Regions from separate parts of the Mus musculus genome. Here region 2 is linked to region 1. A link is a loop called in an ENCODE intact Hi-C map of the cell type or tissue named here. Cell type or tissue: gastrocnemius. All regions are shown on one strand.

Evidence for each region. A loop is a pair of places that touch in the nucleus more often than their neighbours do. Peaks named below come from ENCODE experiments on the same cell type or tissue, not always from the same donor. Only the 100,000 strongest peaks of a DNase experiment are listed, where the experiment ranks them.
Region 2: it touches region 1 in a loop (2.1-fold over the local background); 1 of 42 quality-filtered maps calls a loop at or near these places.

What each region holds. Positions count from the first base shown.
Region 1 is chr10:21,973,111-21,978,110 of GRCm38, forward strand. All of the region lies in intron 3 of Sgk1 (serum/glucocorticoid regulated kinase 1), which reads left to right. Among named protein-coding and RNA genes, the nearest start is that of Gm34267, 83 kb to the right of the region's middle. In gastrocnemius, no CTCF peak of the experiment used is centred here; no DNase peak of the experiment used is centred here.
Region 2 is chr10:21,753,515-21,758,514 of GRCm38, forward strand. No RefSeq gene overlaps it. Among named protein-coding and RNA genes, the nearest start is that of Gm5420, 65 kb to the left of the region's middle. In gastrocnemius, no CTCF peak of the experiment used is centred here; a DNase peak (open chromatin) is centred at 2,344.

The DNA of each region.
Region 1 (5,000 bases):
GATACAATAAGCCTAAATAAACTACATAGTCTCTTGTTTGTTTGTTACCCAGACAGGGTTTCTCTGTGTAGTCCTGTTCTGGAAATTGCTATATAGAACAGTTGCTGCCAACTCAAGAGATACGCCTGTCTCTGCCTCTCAAGTGCTGGGAATAAAGGCGTGTGTCACCACACCCATTCAAATATTATTTTATAAAGAATAATGAGTTTCTGAGGATCAGCTCACCCTGAAGTCTGGTAGGAACATTTTCCCGCCCAGCATTCTTTGCGAGAGGAAGACTGGCATGTTCTCTGCCATGTGCAGCTGCTGGAGAGACACAAACGTACTGTTTTGTCTCGGTGTTACGTTTAGGATTTATAAGTGCTTCAGTCTTCACACGGAGTGTAAGGAAGAGAGCCACATGTTGAGGGTCATGTGGTAATCCCTGCAGGCAGGGGGTCAGTTACCACAAGCTTGAGGGCAGCGTGACCTCATGGTAAGAGCAAATCATCTCAGGAAGAAGGAAGGATGGGAAGACGGTAGAAGGGGAGGGAGGGAGAGGGAGAAAGAGGAGTAGAAATGAAGAATCGAATCAGCCCGCTTTCAAGTCCACCCTCTTCTCTGGGGCTGGAGTCCTTCACACCTTCTCAGCATTCACTCAGACGAGCGAACAGGCTACACAAGTTCAAACTCCTTTCTGCTGTCACGGTAGACTGAAACTTGTGCGCACCATTTGCTTTTTTTGTACACATTGGTTTTAAGTTGCCGGCCCTGTGGTCTGGAATAGACTATAAATTAGGATTTCGACACAGAGTGAGTCTCCCTCCAAGTTCACAGTGTGCTTTCCCCAGTGCTACTATTGGCAACTATGATAGCGTTCTCTGTGCTGAGAAGCCAGTGACGATAGGCAATGATCAAACCATAGAGCAGCCTTGAGGACCACACTTTTATCCGGGCACTTGCTTGCCAGGTAAGAGAATGGCTCCCTGAAACTCTTCCTGCATTTCTTCAAGTCTGCTTATCACAAGCTGCTTTAACCCTTACATCTGTCAAAATGTCTAGATTTAGTTTCGAGTGCTCATTTGTTTGCTGTTTGAGACAGGGTGTTGTTGTGTCATCCAGGCTATGTTCAAACGCCCGGCCATTGTCCTGTGTAGGCTTCCCAATCTCTGGGATTATAGACATAAACTTCTGGGCACAGCTAGATTATTTTGAAGGGAAAATTTAAGAGCCACAGTCAAAACTGAGGGTATTTTTTTCCTGAGGAGAAAAGTTAATGTTCTATTTTGTTTCAGAATTCTATGTGTGTGGTTTGCATGTGTTTCTATGTTTGTGTGTCTCTGTGTGGTTACGTGTGTGCTTCCATGTGTGATAGTATGTGTGTATGTATGTGTCTGTGTTGGCTGTAGAATAAATGTGACATGAAAATGGAAGAGGGGCCCCCTGGGTGGGAGGGAACGCGTTGGGAAGGGGAGCCAGGGTGATGGGGGGGGGGTGTAGAGGAGAGACGTAATCCACAGTAGTGATGTGTAAGAAAAACCAGAAAAAAATACACTTGGTAATTAAATCAAACAATAAAGTTCCTCAAAAAGAGTGCATCGAGTTACTTTGTATAGATGGAAAAAAATTAATGTATTATTAAATGGAAATCTCAGTTCCAGATGTGGGCTGCCTTGCTATAAGTTATTAGCCAGGAAAGACCTTGCAGAGCCCAAAGTAACACAGGCAACTGTCCAAGCTGCTATTTGCTGACCAGAACTAGACGGTAATACCCCATTGATAAGACACCACATGCCTTGATCATAGGACAGGGAAAGTCAAGCTGGAACTGGACTGGAATTTTCCTCCTTGCTGGTCAGCCCTCAGAATTCCAGAAGGTGCTATGCAGGCTGCCAGGGGAGGATTCTCAGTAAGTCTTACTCAGCTGTGGACGCGTTGTTCAAGGTGAGCCTGCTGGTGCAATGTGTTAGTCAGGTTTGTTATGGGGGTAACCAGCTGTTCTTTGATTGGATTTGGTCCTGGGTCCATAAGAAGAAACTGACTTCTGGTATTATAAACCTAGTTGAAAGCCTGTGGCTTGTGAGGTTATTTGGCCTAGTGAGAGAGTTTTTATATTTTCTAAGTGGACATGATATGCCTCCCAAATTGCCTTCTCTATAACTGTGTTTGTGGCCATAGAGTGCTACTACTATTGGCATTGGTCAGAGAGGTTCTGTTCTGCAGTGATCAGCGGTGACTGGTCAAGGTACACATATAAATGAATGTTGAATGCCCAGCTGTAATGGGGTGTCTCTAACATGCCCTTCACAGTACAGGGAACACTGTTGAAGAGGGGGTGGAAAGAATGGAAAAATCTAGAGAAGAATGTGGGGTGGACTGCAGAGTGCAGACAGCAGCTCCCAAGCACTCTGTAGCTATGACACTCTGGGGCTCACAGGTGTGGCTTCCTGTGTGAGCCCCACACACCGGGAGCTGTCAACACCCTATCACACACAGGAGGCGGAGCATACCTCAGCCACAAAATCAGTTCTCTTATCAACTCTGATTCAGACTACTTTGCTTTGTAGAAGTTGAAATTTGACCACCGATGACCTCAATATGACAATAGCCGCTGATAGTCTTGATTGATTAACTTAATGCATAACGGGGAGTTTTTTAACGCTGACAAGTGAAAGGCTCCTTGCAAACTCAGTGTTCCCTTTGCCAAGTACAACAAAGCATCATGAAAAGAGAGGGGAGGAAAGATGGACGTCTTAAGTTAGAATCACCAAGTTTTTAGCTATCTCCCACTTCCCTTTAAGATAATCCCCAGGGTATTCAGTTCCTAAGAGTTCTTTGCATATGGCACAGGCACAACTAAACGTATGTTGGACAAATTAATTTGGTTAGCCTTCACCAAAACTTGAAGTGGAGGAGTGTGCTTCATTTTGAAGATTTTGTGAAGAAAATCCATCAGAAGGACAGAGGTGTGTTCCACTTTTCATATGCTGCTCCTATACCATCTATTTCTATGACTCAAACGTTTCAAAACAGACATCCATCACTTCCACCTGCGTGCGAGTGTGTGTGTGTGTGTGTGTGTGTGTGTGTGTGTGTGTGTGTGTGTGTGTGTGCCTGTAAGACAAGGTCCTACTGTCATCCAAGGTCTCAAACTGATCCAAAGTCATGACGATCTCCAGCCTCAGTCTTCCAAGTACTGGCATTACAGGCATGGGCTGGCACGTTCAGATAACATGGTACATTTGGAAACTGCTAGCCACAGGCACTCTCCTTTTCCTGAAGCATGTCTCTTTCAGTGGGCCATGCCCAGAGTAGCAGGAAGCAGCCAAGTTGAGTTCTGCATTACTTGCTGTGGTTCAAGTGGTGAACTTGAGAATAAGACCTCCTGCCTCTGCCACAGATTCCGGACTTCCGCCTCAGCAGCTTCCTGCCACTATCTACCCCCTGGGTGATTTCATTTCTTCCACTAGCAAGAACGGAACTGTAATAATAGACTGTGAGCAATGCATGTATTCAAGGAGGTAATGCAACAGAGTTAATGGTGCAACATGTTCTTAGTGGGCAGTGTGTATGTGTGGAGGAAGAATTGTGCTTTTATAGGACAGTTCCCACATTTCCCTTTGCTGTGAGCAAAAGAGCCCTATACTTTGCTTTATTGATGCTTTCACTATGTTGTTCCTTACTGGACCTTTAGTGGGGTTTTTCTCTTGAAATTTAAAGTTTCATCATTTATTGAGCCTTATTATCTAGGGCTCCAAACACAAGAGTGACAAGGATCCTGGAGACACAGACAGGCACACTGTGACACATGCTGTGGGACCCAAGTCCTGCAGCCGGAGATCACACTAGGTGTTGCCTGTTCATTTAGATAAAATAGCTCACTTTGTTTTTTTGTTTTGGCTTTTAATGTTTAAGCTGTTAAACAAGGAATTGACAGGGGAAGGTTGTAAACTCAGATTCTAGGTTTTCCTTTGGACTGAAGCAACCTCTCCCACATTATTCCTTGCATGTGGAACCCCATATTCTTCCGTGTACTCTTGGCTACCAGAACCAGAAAGACAGGAACACATTTTTCTTGACTTTTTAGCATCCTTAATAGGGAGTGTTGGGTTCTGGGCTAGGTGTGGTGGTAAGGCCATGTTTTCCTAGCGCTAAGAAGTCAGAGGCAGCATGACTGGCATTCAGAGCCATTTTAACCTATACAGTGGGCTTAAGGCCAGCCTGTGCTATGTGAGACCCCATCTCAAAAACAAACAAACAAACAAACAAACAAACAAACAAACGCTGGGAAAACCAGTGGAATTCTAAAGCCAGGATTTGGAATGCAGGAAAGAACTTTGCTCTATCTCAGCAAGGCATGCGCAGTTCTAGACAGAGGACAGGGTACTTGCTCCAGGGTCCGGTGAGTGTCCTTTCAGACGCCTCTGCTGGAAGGTGCTGAGAGTCAAGCTTATGCAGCATTTGAGTTGTTTGACATTAAATCCCAGCCTCATGACTACCCCACTGCCAGATGCATGTGTGACTACAGAACCAATTTAGCTACTCACAGAGGAGCCCCCTCACGTTCCCTCAGATTGAGTAAACCAAGGGGTCAGCCTTCGGTGGCTTTACAAATGGAGCAAGATCTGTTCTGCCTTTGTGGGGCTCAGGAATGTATCTTCCCTTTTCCTCTTCCTAAACTTACTTGTTATTTCTGCTGTTTGACTGGGGGATGAACTGACAGTATTCTACAATGGCTGTGTTGTCTGGTTCCCAAAATTCACTGAAAATGTTTTTATACAGTACAGGTATTATTCTACTTACAACGAAGGGTCATCCCAATAAAACACACAGCATATTGTCAGGAAGCACTTAGCGCACACAACCTACCATACATTATTATTTGGTTTGCCTGCTCTACCAATATTTATGTTAGCCTACAGTAACTATCACGAGGAACAATCTGTCTATACATTGCTGGCCAGGAAAACATCACGTTTTTTTTTTTTTATAAAATGTAATTTCTATTGAAGACATATCAA
Region 2 (5,000 bases), 220 kb before region 1:
TTGTGAACAGTCACAGTTTTTATTGAATTAAGAAGCCCACAGAGCTGGAACCCCCACTGTGTAAATTGTTAGATGGTGAACATTTAGTCTCATAGGTGAGACAGATTTGATGTTTCTTCAGTGTGAATGTGTGTGTATATGTGTGTGTAAGTGTGTGCATGTTTGTGTGTATGTGTGTATATGTGTGTGTAAGTGTGTGCATGTTTGTGTGTATGTGTGTGTGCGTATATATGTGTGTATGTGTGTATATGTGTGTGTGTGTGCATGTTTGTGTGTATGTGTCTATGTGTGTATATGTGTGTGTATATGTGTATGTATGTATGTGTGTGTATGTGTGTATATGTGTGTATGTGTGTATATGTGTATGTATATATGTGTGTGTATGTGTGTATGTCTGTGTTGTTTTGTGCCCCTCCCCCCGAACCTGACCTCTACCCCTACCCCAACCAAGTCCTTGTGGCTCTCTAACCTTGCCGCTTGCCTTGTGCTCCAAGGGAGAAAAGATTTGCTCAAGAGCATGCAGCTGGCTGGAGGTGGAAGCAGAGGACACAGCTGTTAAACATTATTCTTCACGCTCTCTCTAACTCACACAAGCTTGCCTGCTGGAGGTATGACTGTGATGATTCCAAAATGGGGTAGCTTGCAGAGACACTTGCAGCTTAAGAACCATTAGCCCACCACAGTGGTGCATGCCTGGAACCCCAACCTTCAAGAAGCTGAGGCAGGAGGATTGCTGTGAATTTGAGGTGAGCCTGGGCTACCACTGTGAGCCATCATCCTTAAAGAGCAACAGTAACAAAATGCCTGAAAATTATCTAGTGTTTGTAACGCATGTTTGTAACCCCAACACTTGGTGGTGGAAGCAGGGACTATATTAAGGTTGATGCTGGCCTAGATTTCCTAAGATTCTGTCTTTTTTTTTTTTTTTTTAAGAAAACAGAAAATGAGAAATGTGAGGATTGACAATGCTTAAACAGCAGTTAGCACACATCTTACCCATCTCCGCTGCTGCAAGTATTAGGAGACTAGTAAGGGAACCTCCTTTTGATAAAAGGATGCGTTTTGGTTTTTGAGGCAGAGACTTGCTATGTTGCAAAGCCTGGCCTGTAATCCCACAAGTCTAGCTACCCTCTTGCCTCAGCCTCCCCCGGTAGGCGCTCACTGCCACACCAAGCACGATAACAAAATCTCTTGTGGGAGCATTATAATATTATTAATATATTATTATTATATTATTAATAGTAACTGCCTGAAATGCCCTTCGTGGAGGTTATCTCAAACCTGCTGTAGCCTGGAAATGTGCTCTTTTAAATCTAACTCATCAATATGGGTCTGTTTTAGACAATTTCCCCCATCCTTTCTACAAAATGAACATTTCAGGGCAGTTCTAGCCGATGGCGTTCCAGTTAGCAAGATCTGTGACATGCTGATGGTTTAGACAATTCCACAGAAGCCTGCTTGGTGAATTGTTGGGCTTAGATGAAGCTTTGCTTTATGCATGCTTAAGACATTGCTCCCAAAGAAGGTGCTAAGCATCTTTAAAATGCATGCACCCCAAACCCCTCCATCTGCCACTCAGGTGCTCCTCTGAAAGCGTGACGCTGGGTCTCCCCAACTCCCTCTTCATTATCATTCATTAGAGAGGCCGGAAGCAGGCTGGGACAAAGAAGGATCCAATCAAGGAGACAGTGAGTAGCTTGCCTGGAGCTGGAGCGGCTGTCCCCAGCTTTCCTGAGAGACAAGCCTTCAGTCTGAATGTTAATTCCTCTCACTACAGTGAATTCCGTGAACATCAATGAATGTTCCTTCCTCAGTCAGACAATGTATTCCGGCACCTGGAGCAAGCCAATGTGTGAGTGCTCTTTGACAAGCAGACGTCTCTGCCTAAGACCTTTCCTTACCCAGTCGGGAGATCATTGGTACAATTGCAGGCTGCGTAAGTCTCCTTATTACCTCTGGACAAAATAGCTGTTGGCATGTGTCCCCTTGTACTATATGACATCCCAGACTACATGCATATGTAACATAGATGGAAGGCATGCATTTAGATTATAAAATTCATAAGAAGAATGGTCCCCCATTCCCCATTACTAGACTCTGAGCCACAAATCAAGGGAATGGAACCACTTTCTAAGTGTCTGGTGGGCCGGAGTCCTCTGCTCACAGGATGAGTAAATGGAGCCTGAACGATAATAATATAGGCAGGATGATCTGCATGTGGAGAGACAGCAGGGTGACCAGAGCCTGCGCTATAAACAGGTGAAATTGACATAATCAGGCCCCAGGATTGCTTTATTCATGCAATGTGTCTGAATCATTTGGTGATTTGAGATGCCAGTTGCCAAATGCTCACCTCTTGGCTCTGCTGGGTGTTATTAACCAGCCGGTTGAACAGGAATGCTGCATTGTTTTGCCCTTGGTGCAATTTGCTTTCTGAGTTTGCCGAATAAACAGGTTGTTCAAGCGCCCTGTGAAGAAACCTTGCTGGTGGTCTTGGGAGAGGGAAGGGCTCTCTTCCAAGAAATGATTATTGTGTTTGCAGAGTCTGAGGAGAAGGGATTCTCTGATATCCATCTGTTCCAAAGCCACAGGAAGACTGGAAGCAGCACTTCCCTCTCCTATGAGTCCTATGAGTCCTATGAGCCAGTTTCTCCTGAACATCTCTGCTGAACACTTCCTAGCTGCTCACCACCCTGAAGTGCCTCTTTTCAGCAGGGGTGGAGGTGACACAGGCGTCACAAGGATGGTCTTTGTTCAATGTGAAGACACCTGTTACACTAAAGCGTGTCTGTCCACCCTCCGGCACACACCCAAAGCCACATTTGTATTAAAGATTCTGCAGGACTGACAGTCTGATCAGAGATGTGATTGTGGGAGGTTGGAATGTTGCAGCTCAAGAATCAAATCATCTTGGGCTATCTTTACCCACCCACCCGTCGGCCATTCAATATGCACCTTTGTCTGACCTAACATCCCTTTGAGTGTTGGGTAAAAGTTTTAGAATGTATTTACACACCACTAGCTTCTACCAGACTGAAGGCTGTGGAAGACATCAGAGTTTATCAGACAGTCTTGTTCACATTTCTGCAGCCAGCTCACCTGTAGATCATTTGATTCCTTTATTTATAACTTCCTTTGCCTCTATGACTGTAAAAGTTCATGCAATTGCCCTCATGGTGGAACATGTTATTCAGGACCATCTAAAGCAGGTTCCCAGGCCATGGCCACTTAGAGTAAATGAATTCTTACTCCGTCTAGTTGAGAAGCTCTGGGTTGTTCGCTTGTGGGCGAACATGGCTGTCTTATGGGAAAACATCAGCCTTGTCACACCTTGAACCAAATCCCAGCTCTGTAGTCATCAGCTCCATGACCCCAGACTCTCTCTGTGTCACCGCCTTCCATGGTCAAAGACCATTGTGAAATGCACTCGCTTACGGAGACTCTGAGAGTAATGATGAAGTTATGTGATCCCCATCACAAAGTTGGCCCAGGACCAGCAGGGCCAGCATCTCCTAGAAGCTTGTCAGGCATGCAGATCGAAGGCCCATCACAGACCCAGAGAATATAGATGTAAAGAGGAAGAGGCAGAAGGTGGCAAGTTAGCTTTAGCAAGTTCCGTGGGTGATTCTGATGCTCAGGAGGAAGTGAGGACCACTGCTCAGGTGAATGACAATCTCAGTAACGACACCTGCCACGTCCTGTTAGCAGAAAAGTATATACCATATGGATTCACTTTTTCACCCCAAATATCATTCACTTTATTCATGTTTGAAGTCTCTTTGGCCTAGGAGCTCCAGTATGCAGACTTTAATCAGAAATATCCAGAAAGATGCATTTGAAGGTTTGCTTGTACCCATAAAGACCTTGAGGGGATGGGGAGAGAAATACTGTAAACCACAGGAAGAGTCTAGCTCTCTGAAGAACTAGCCCTTGGACTATCTTTCTTTTAGAAAGGACTTCATTTTATTGATAGAAGAAATAGTTTTGCTTTTGGAAGCACTAGATAGCACTTTGTTCCCCAGAGACCTGGAAAGCGCACGCACACACACATACACACACACACACACACACACACACACACACAACCACACACAGACAAACACTCACACACTAAAAAAAATCACAGTGTGAGTGCTTCTTAGTGCAAAGCACACTACGGGCATGTTTATAAAAATGAATTACGTTTCACAACAATTTCTAAATTATCCCCACAGAATTAAAAACTATTTTAGGTTGTTAATGAATAAAACCTCATTTCATTGCTCAATAAAAATGAAACTAAAATCCATTAAGTTCCTGAGTCCTGCTGAGTGCTTTGGTGAGAGCCTGTAGGAGCTTAGAAATGACTAAGTGTGGAAGAAGGGGAGGGGATCATGTGCTGGAAGGGGCCTTTTCAGGGCCTGAATCTCAGCCATATGTGCATCAGTCTCAAGGACTTCTTGCCTTCCCATAGGAGAGAACGGTCAGGGGCCTCTGGTGTACTTGCATCCGCTCTAGAAAGCTGTGAGGCTTGTGCTCTGTGTTGCAGAGAAAGGGGTGTGGGGTTGGGAAGAGCTTAAGACACAGCTCTACTTCCTGCCAGTTGAGATACACCTGAAAGACTGGCTTGCCTGAAAGACTGGTGGCCCAAGATCTGCACACAGCTCTGCCCACAGGCACAGGCAAATGGTGCTCGGACCTAAGTTCTGTGCTTTAGTTTAAAAGGAGGAAATTTCACGAAGCCAAGAGGACCTCCCACCTGCAACCTTCTGGCTCACGCTTTGAGGCTCCTTCTTCACATCCTAGCCTGCTTCCCTTCGGGGCCAGGAAAGCTCGGTTGCTAGGCTTGCTCTCCTAGGTTGAGGGGCCTGACAGAGAGCGCCTTGAGAGCCTCATGTTGTCTGTGATGCCCACAAGCATAAGAATGTGCATGGGGTCTTTACATTGTAGGACAGTACAGCTGTTGATGTTGTTTAAAGAAAAGGAAGAGGAGGAGGAGGAAGAGGAAGACAGGCCATGGA